Regions from separate parts of the Homo sapiens genome. Here region 1 is linked to region 2. The links are chromatin loops, found by intact Hi-C in ENCODE. Cell type or tissue: gastrocnemius medialis. All regions are shown on one strand.

The links. A loop is a pair of places that touch in the nucleus more often than their neighbours do. Peaks named below come from ENCODE experiments on the same cell type or tissue, not always from the same donor. Only the 100,000 strongest peaks of a DNase experiment are listed, where the experiment ranks them.
Region 1: a loop joins it to region 2, with 2.1 times the contacts of the local background. A loop is called at or near these places in 1 of 110 quality-filtered maps.

What each region holds. Positions count from the first base shown.
Region 1 is chr13:76,772,992-76,776,991 of GRCh38, reverse strand. The region is part of intron 1 of LOC105370265 (a long non-coding RNA gene); the gene reads left to right. Among named protein-coding and RNA genes, the nearest start is that of KCTD12, 110 kb to the left of the region's middle. In gastrocnemius medialis, no CTCF peak of the experiment used is centred here; no DNase peak of the experiment used is centred here.
Region 2 is chr13:76,675,198-76,679,197 of GRCh38, reverse strand. The region is part of intron 1 of LOC105370266 (a long non-coding RNA gene); the gene reads right to left. All of the region lies in intron 2 of LOC112268120 (a long non-coding RNA gene), which reads left to right. Among named protein-coding and RNA genes, the nearest start is that of KCTD12, 210 kb to the left of the region's middle. In gastrocnemius medialis, no CTCF peak of the experiment used is centred here; a DNase peak (open chromatin) is centred at 1,923.

The DNA of each region.
Region 1 (4,000 bases), 98 kb before region 2:
CTCCTGGCCTCAAGTGATCCTCCTGCTTTGGCCTCCCAAACTGCTGGGATTACAGGCATAAGCTACCATGCCCTGTCCATTTTTTGTATTTTACAACAGAGGATGAAACTTCATTTTTAATTATAATTTTGACCCAAATCATCTTGTTTATGTAGACAAACAGGTCAGTGACTTGTCCACATATCTATCCTCACAAGTCGCTGGGGTGGGCAAACAGCTTGTGATATGTCCAGCAAAATATGTGTTCTGTTTGATTTTCCACAGAAGTATGAAAATCCAATTTAGATAATATCCATTAATGGGCCCATTAAAAAGAATGTTCTTAACCTTCACCAAGTAAAGAAAAACTTATTCAAGGGCTGCTGGCAACACTGAGCTACGGCTTAGGAGATTTTCACCAGCGTGTTGTTAAGATTCCAAAGTGTGGAAGGACAATGAAAAATGCAAATTGGAACCAAAATATTCCAGGTTTTGAATGAAGAAGAAAAACTTATTGCTCCACACTTACATGAACACTTATAAACATGCAAGAAAAATAGTTTGTGTTTTTAGAGGATGTGTCAGTTCTTTGAGCTGAGGGAAGTCAGATTTTAGGCCTGGGACCTAACTGGAATCACTTGTTACTCATAATTTAGTATTTTACTTTTTTGCAAAGTTCATTACCTTTCAAAGTCAAATAAAAATTTTAAAAAATAGAAGACATCCTTGTTTTGCAGCACTGTAAATTAGAATGTACTATGGATTTTGTCAAAAGCAAATGAGAGTATTTGAAAATTTGTTTAAGATACTCTGCTGATGTGTACTCTGGTATATCATCCTTTAAATATTTTTTCTAAGTGAATTTAGACAAATTGACAAATCAGAAATTTTTTTTGGGAACTTGTTAAGAAACTCCAAAGTTGTACCTCTTAGTGTATATTTATTGAAAATTGCAAGAGCCAAGAAAAGGAGAGTTTATTTGGAGTCTCAGAATATATAATTAAATCACTCTGCTTTGTTTCATAAAAGTGACTGAAGACTAACAGAATCCATTTCTATCTCTAGTATGATGCTGTTCATGATAGAGACAATTCATATGATATAGAAGTTAATCTTCCCAATGAAAAAATGTTATAAAGTTTTCTGCTTCTGTTACTGAATCACGATTTTTTCATGTTTTTCTCTCCAGTGCATTTATCCTTACTAGAAAACTCTATCAGAAACCCCCAATCATCTGAGTAGGTAGACAGCCATAAAAGTAACCACATGCTTTATTAATGATGGGGGAAATGGCAGATTAACTTCTTTCTTAAAAACTAAAAGGCATCTAATAACATGTGCTTTGATTTTACCCAGGTATGAGGGTCTGGAAAATTTCTTATTTAAATATACGGGTATTTTTATGGGGCCTTTTAAATCTTTGCCTTAATACTGTAGTTTCCTCCATATGTTTACTGTCAACTAACAGCTTAGAACTGATAAGCCATGTGGAAATGTTTTGTAAAGCTGCGGTTCTTCTTTGTGACTACTGCTTCTTTTATTAAAGTCGAACTTCTTCCAAAAAAGAATGCAATTTGTTTGCATATTCTTGTCTGCAAAATATGGCCAAGTATGGGTACCTTTTACATGATAGGAAAGAGGGTTTAGTTAGGTGTCTTTTAGTGTGATTAGAATGGATGTGACATGCACATGCTTGTGTTTTGGGAAGATCACTGGCTGCAGTGAGGGAGATGAGATGAGGTTGGAGCCAGGGAGACTAAAATGGGGAGAGTTACACAATCCCTGGGAGAAATAGTGATGGACTGGATGGAGGCAGTAGGAGGGAAATGGGGAAGAGGGAACAGAATTCAAGAATGTCCTGGGAAGTAGATTCATTGGAAGGGTGTACCAGGGAGGAAAAAGGATTTATTATGATTCAAGCATCTTCCTTGGTTAATAGTAAATCACATTCCTGGAGATAGAGAAAGCAGAGGAGAGGTACCTTTTGATACCTGCACATGGTTGGCCTCACAAAGTGCTGGGATTACAAGTATAAGCCACCATGCCAGAACTATATGGAAGCACTTTCTAGGAGCAGAAACACAATGTGAGATGCAACTACCTCTATGTGTCTTCAGCTGCCTCCCCATTAGAGAGAGCTGTTCTGCCCAACATTTAAGAAGTTATTTGTGTTTGGAGAGGATGAGGGCTGGATGAAGGCACTAGATGGCTTCTAAGATTCCTTAAAGTCTGAGAACTTGTGATTTTGAGAAAGTGGTTTGAAAAATTTAAGCTCAGCTTCAAGAAGACAGGAAGTACCACACTATAGTGACAGAACACACATGCACAGTGAGGAAAAATGGAAATTCCCCTTCATGTTCTCCCCAAATTGTGACAGCATAGTCCCCCTCTCACCACATTGCAATATTCAGGTACAGACATTATGCATTATGTGAATTAACCATTCTGAGGAATGATCAGACAACTTTGCACTGTTACCCTATTTGTATTTGAAAATATAGTTATGTTTATAGTTGTTTGTAGTCTGATTCTTATTCTAAATATTATTTTCCAGCAAAGATATGATGTTTCATAATACAGATTTGTGACTCTACTAATTCTACATCAAACTTGAATATATGTTAGAAACGTTCGCTCTTATTGTGGGACCACAATGCCCTATCTGTTGTACCAAAGAGGACTTGGACAGGAGTATCCATTGTTCATGGGGAATTCTTAGGAATATATTCAATGGAAATAACCAAATGTGTCGGTCACATTTGATTCTATCACAGTCAGGCAGGTGTGGCAGGGTCAAAAAGGGTATAACTTATTTTACAGAAAAACATTTTTGATGGGACATGTAGATTCAAATTAGCATGTTGGGATTAGAACTAGTAGACTTGACTGAAAGTCGGAGGGGCTGTTTATATAATTTCTTCTTCTCGAATACATGGTCTTTATTATACTAAATTACAATTTGCATCATTCAAATGCAAATGAATTTTCAAAAGCCCTGTGTGGGCTTCACGTAATTCTTTTGGGCAAGCATTGCTCAATGTTTCACTTACTCGAAAAGGATTCAGTGATTCAACTGATTCCATGAAAAAAAAAGTGAATTTGAAAGTGCTGTTCATATTGGAAGGGATGGTATAATCATATCAAATTCACATCTGGTTTTATTTTGCTGACTGTTTCTCCTCTTGGCTTTCCTAAAGTATATGTGCCCTATGGGATATAATGCTCTTTACTTGACTTTCCCTTATTTCCCGGAGTCTGATTCTTCTCAGAGTTATGCTCCCAATTAAATATTGACTATAAAAGTAAGGAACACAAAGGAAAGTTTTGAAAAGCATAACAAACTAACAATGCTATTATGGAAATGTGGGAATTCATTCAACAGTAACACTTCATTTTTGGCCTTAATGAACCAATCTTGCAGCAGACCAAAGTGCTCATAATGCAGGTCACTTTGTAAGTCACCAAACCTCCCTTAGCAGTTTATTTTAATGTCTTTTGTTCTAGCAGGAAGGAAAATAGTCCCACAGCTTTTAATACTCTCCAGCTGTTCATTCGTAAAGACTTCAACATGAAGCTTATAGGGAGAAAATTGTGTACTTGGTTTAAATTCTACAAGAGACTCTAAAAAGGCCTGAAGTTCTTCAGCCTCCACTCTCAGGATTTGTACCTTTCTGATCAGCCCAATGACACTTACATTGCTTCACAGGGCTTTACTGTGGTGATTCTTTGGTCACCAGTTCAGGTTACTTAGGGAACAACTAGGAGGTGTCAGATATTCTTCAGATTTTTTTCTGAACAGGTTTTATTTTTATTGTTATTTTTTTCAAGTGGAGAACATGATGTTGTTCTAGGCAAGTCTTATGAAACATCCATCATGAAGGCTGTTTCATGATAAAAAGAGTGCATGGGAGAAATAAGTTTGAGAAATAAATTTAGAGCTTAGAATTAGAAACAGCCTGTTAAAGGGTGCTATGGTCTGAATGTGAAACTTAATCACCAACTTGATGGTATTCAAGTGTGG
Region 2 (4,000 bases):
CAGCCTTGGTGACAGAGCGAGATTCCATTTCAAAAAAAAAAAGATCTACTTTCAGCAAACTTCAAGTGTACATTATTAAGTATAGTAATAAAGCTGTACATTAGGTGTCCGAACTTACTCATTTTATGACTACATATTTGTACCCTTTAACCAAAGTCTCCTCATTCTTTACTCCCCTCACCCCTAGGACCCTTCTATTCTGTTTCTATGAGTTTAATTTTTAAAGAGTCTACATCCAAATAAATTCACGCAGTATTTGTCTTGCAGTGTCTGGCTTGTTTTACTTAATGTCTCTGGATTCATTCATATTGTCACAAATGGCAGGGTTTCCTTCTTTTTCAAGGCTGAAATAACATTCTATCATATATGTAATTTTAGATTGAGGCTGGTGCAATAAGCTCAGCTATATGGATAAAGCCCTTCAGTTATATCTTCTTGCAGGCATGTATATCAGGACAGTGAGCATCACTTGTGTCCTTACCAAGGTAGGGCAAAGGTATTAGTGTGAGCCATATCATTCTCTAGATATAACCAACTCCAGGTCTACTGCCATGGCTTCTGTCATATCTTAGTTGAAGACACTGGGGACCATGAATTTTCAAATGCCCTGTTAGCTCTTTAAGTGCTTGACAGAACTTTCAGAGGAGCAGTAGCTTTGGTTGCTGGCCTGGGTTGGAGCTGGGAAGCCTATGACGGCAGGTCTTTTCTTCAGGCCACAATTTATGGAGCTGAGCCTGAGCCAAAAGGCTGCATCTAGGATGGAAAATAATGAATAGCAAGACTGTCCAGTAGCGTTTTCATTCAAAGTCAATATTCAGAGACAGGAATCCAAGTATGAAGCCACAAATACTTATTGCATCCCTATGTGCTAGGTATACTAGACACTGGGGATATATAAGTGGACAAAACCTGACAAAAGTCAGTCTCTCACAGAGGGTATAGTAGACCTGAAGGGGTCTCTGAGCTGGACTTATAATCTCAGCTGCTTTGCATAGTACATTTGAGGCCCTGGGCATAGCACCTTGGGATTACAAGGTCTGATCGATGACTATGCCACATTTTCTCTTGCTCCTAGAAGTGTAAACCTGTTTTTCCCTCTGTTTTGAATACTTTTACCCATTCCCTTCCTCCATCACGGATACCAATTTCCTGGATAGCTCCTACTTATTCATTCTAAGTCATATGGTACTTCTGGGAAGTTGTTCCCAATTCCCAGGCCTAGGTAATGTGTCTATTCCAAGTGCTTCCACAGCACCCAATACTTACCATTGTTAACATATGAAACACATTGAATTATAATTTCCTGCTTGCTTTCTGTGTTGCCCATAAACCTGTAGCTCATTAAGGGCAGGGATTCTGTAATACTACCAATATTTCTCCAGACCCTAGTGCAGTGACCGGAACATGGACTCTAAAATATTTGTAGAATATGGGAGTAGTTGACAATATGTGGGAGAAGCAACCATTGATCAACCAATTGGGACAGAGAAATGTGTTGTACCAAATTATTCTAAGTTAACCAGGTGAAGTCTGTTTACCTATCTGTTTGTCTATTTTTATAGCCAAACTTGGAAGCCACAAAGTTTATTTGTAAGAAACATAAAGGATTGTTTCAGATGTATCTGATAATCTGGCAAATTGTATTTTCTAAATATGGCTTCACCAATATGTATCCCATCCCATATGCTTGTTAAAGAATATGACATTGACAATGTTGTCTCCTCGTTAAAACTGAATACACATTTGGAACTGCCTTGACCAATAGGACATGGTAAAAGTGATGCTGTGTGACTTTCAAGTCCAGGTTGTAATTAAGCAGTATGGATTCCTCTTTTTTCTCTTAGCTCGCTTACTTTTAGAACATAGCCACCAGGCTGTGTGGAAGCCCAGACCACGTGGTGAGTCCATGTGTGTGTATTCTGGCCCATAGCCCCAGCTCAGACCTCAGCTGACAGCTGGACTCAAATGATTTCAAAAAGCCTTCAGTAAGCAGCCTTTGGATGATTCTAGGCACAAGATTTTAAGCCTTCCAGCTGAGGTCCAGACGTAATGAAGTAGGGACAAGCTGCTCTGTGGTCCCAGTATGAATTCCTGACTCACTGATATCATGGAGATATAATAAATGACTATTGTTTTCAGCCACTACATTTTGGGGTGAATTTTATGCAGCAATAGCTAATAATACAAGCAGGAAAGTAATTTTCCCAGCTTTCATATTCGTGATGCTGGCTTTCTCACTGCAGTTAGAACATACTTCATAAACAGGTCAGTACTTGTTATAAACAAAACAAATTTGTATAAAAGAAGGGAATACTGTAGAAATGGTAATTTAAAAAAAGAAGTGACTGAAAGTTAATAATTAAAATATTAATGTAAATTAAAATTAAAGATTAAGAATAAAAGTTTAAAAATTTTAAAAAACTAGACTATAATAGAATTTAAAATCAAAGTTAGGACTGATATAAGTAAAATGAATTAAAAGTGTTAAAATGGGAAATCCACTCCCTGTTTCAGCATGTCCTTCCTTCATTCCTTCCTTCTTTTCTTCTTTCTTTTTTCCTTTCTTTCCTTCCTTCTGATACATAACTAATTTGCAAAAAATTCTGTCCTTATAAAAAAGAATTAAATACATGAAAAGATGCTCAATTTTACTTACAATTAAATACATTCAAATTAAAATTCTAATTATGTCTAAGTACATATATGCACACACTTATAATTAGTATATTTTATACCAAAGCCCACAATTTATTCAGATCTCCTTTGCTTTTGCCTAATGTCCTATTTCTGTTCCAGGAGTCCACATTACATTTAGTTGTCATATCTCCTTATGCGTCTCATACTATGGCACATTCTCAGACTTTCCTTGTTTTTGATGACCCTGACAGTTTTGAGTACTGTTTAGGTAATTTTAGAAAGTCTCACAATTGAGATTCGGTTGATGTTTTTCTTATGATTAAATTGAGGTTATGAGTTTTGGGGAAGAATACCGAAGTGGCAAAGTGCCATTCTCATCACATCACATCAATGGTAACATGGCTTATTCCTGCTGATATTAGGCTTGATAAGGGCTAATAAGACATTATGTTGGATGTCATAGATTATTGAAAGATTTCTCCACTGTAAAGTTATTTCCCTCCCCCCTTTCCACAATATACTCTTTGCAATGAAGTCACTGTGAGCCCACACTCACGGGAAGTTATACTCTACCTCCTTGAGAGCTGTATATCTATATCAATTTGAGTCTTTTTTTAAATTAAAAAGTCTAAGGATTTATTTAGTTGTATATATTATGTACAGCATGATGCTCTCATTTACTTAATCATTTATACTTATGAGTTCTTTGTTTCTTTCCTCCTCTCTTTAATTGAGCATTTAATATGATCCCATTTTATCTTTTTTAGCGTATCAATTATACTTTAAAAAAATTAGTGGCTGTCCTTGAGTTTACAATATACATTTTTAACTAATACATGTCTATTTTCAAATAAGCCTATAGCACATCACAGGTAGTACAAGTAATTTATGATGGACTATTCCCAATTCTACCCTACGATCCCTTGTGACATTGTTGTCATTCATTTCACTCAATACATCGTGACTATATTTTTAATAGTCAACTATTTTTTGGATTAATTAAATAAGAACAGTTTAAAAAATTATTCTGACTCTGTATGAGTCAAGATTCAACCAGAAAAAACAACAGTAGAAGACACAGAACTTTTTTGTAAGCAATTGGCTTATGCAAGAAGAGCTGGCTAGACAATCCCCAAATCTGTAGGACAAGCTGTCAGAAGGGGCAGGCTGGAACTCTGGCTGTTAAACCTGAAGCTGCAACTGCTGTCCACAGGTAGAATTTCCATTTTAGGAAAAGCTTGGCTCTGCTCTTAAGAATTTTTAACTGATTGGATTAAGCCCATTTGAATTATCTAGTATAACCTCCCTTACTTAAAGTCAACTGATTATAAACTTTGATCACTTCTGCAAAACACCTTCACAG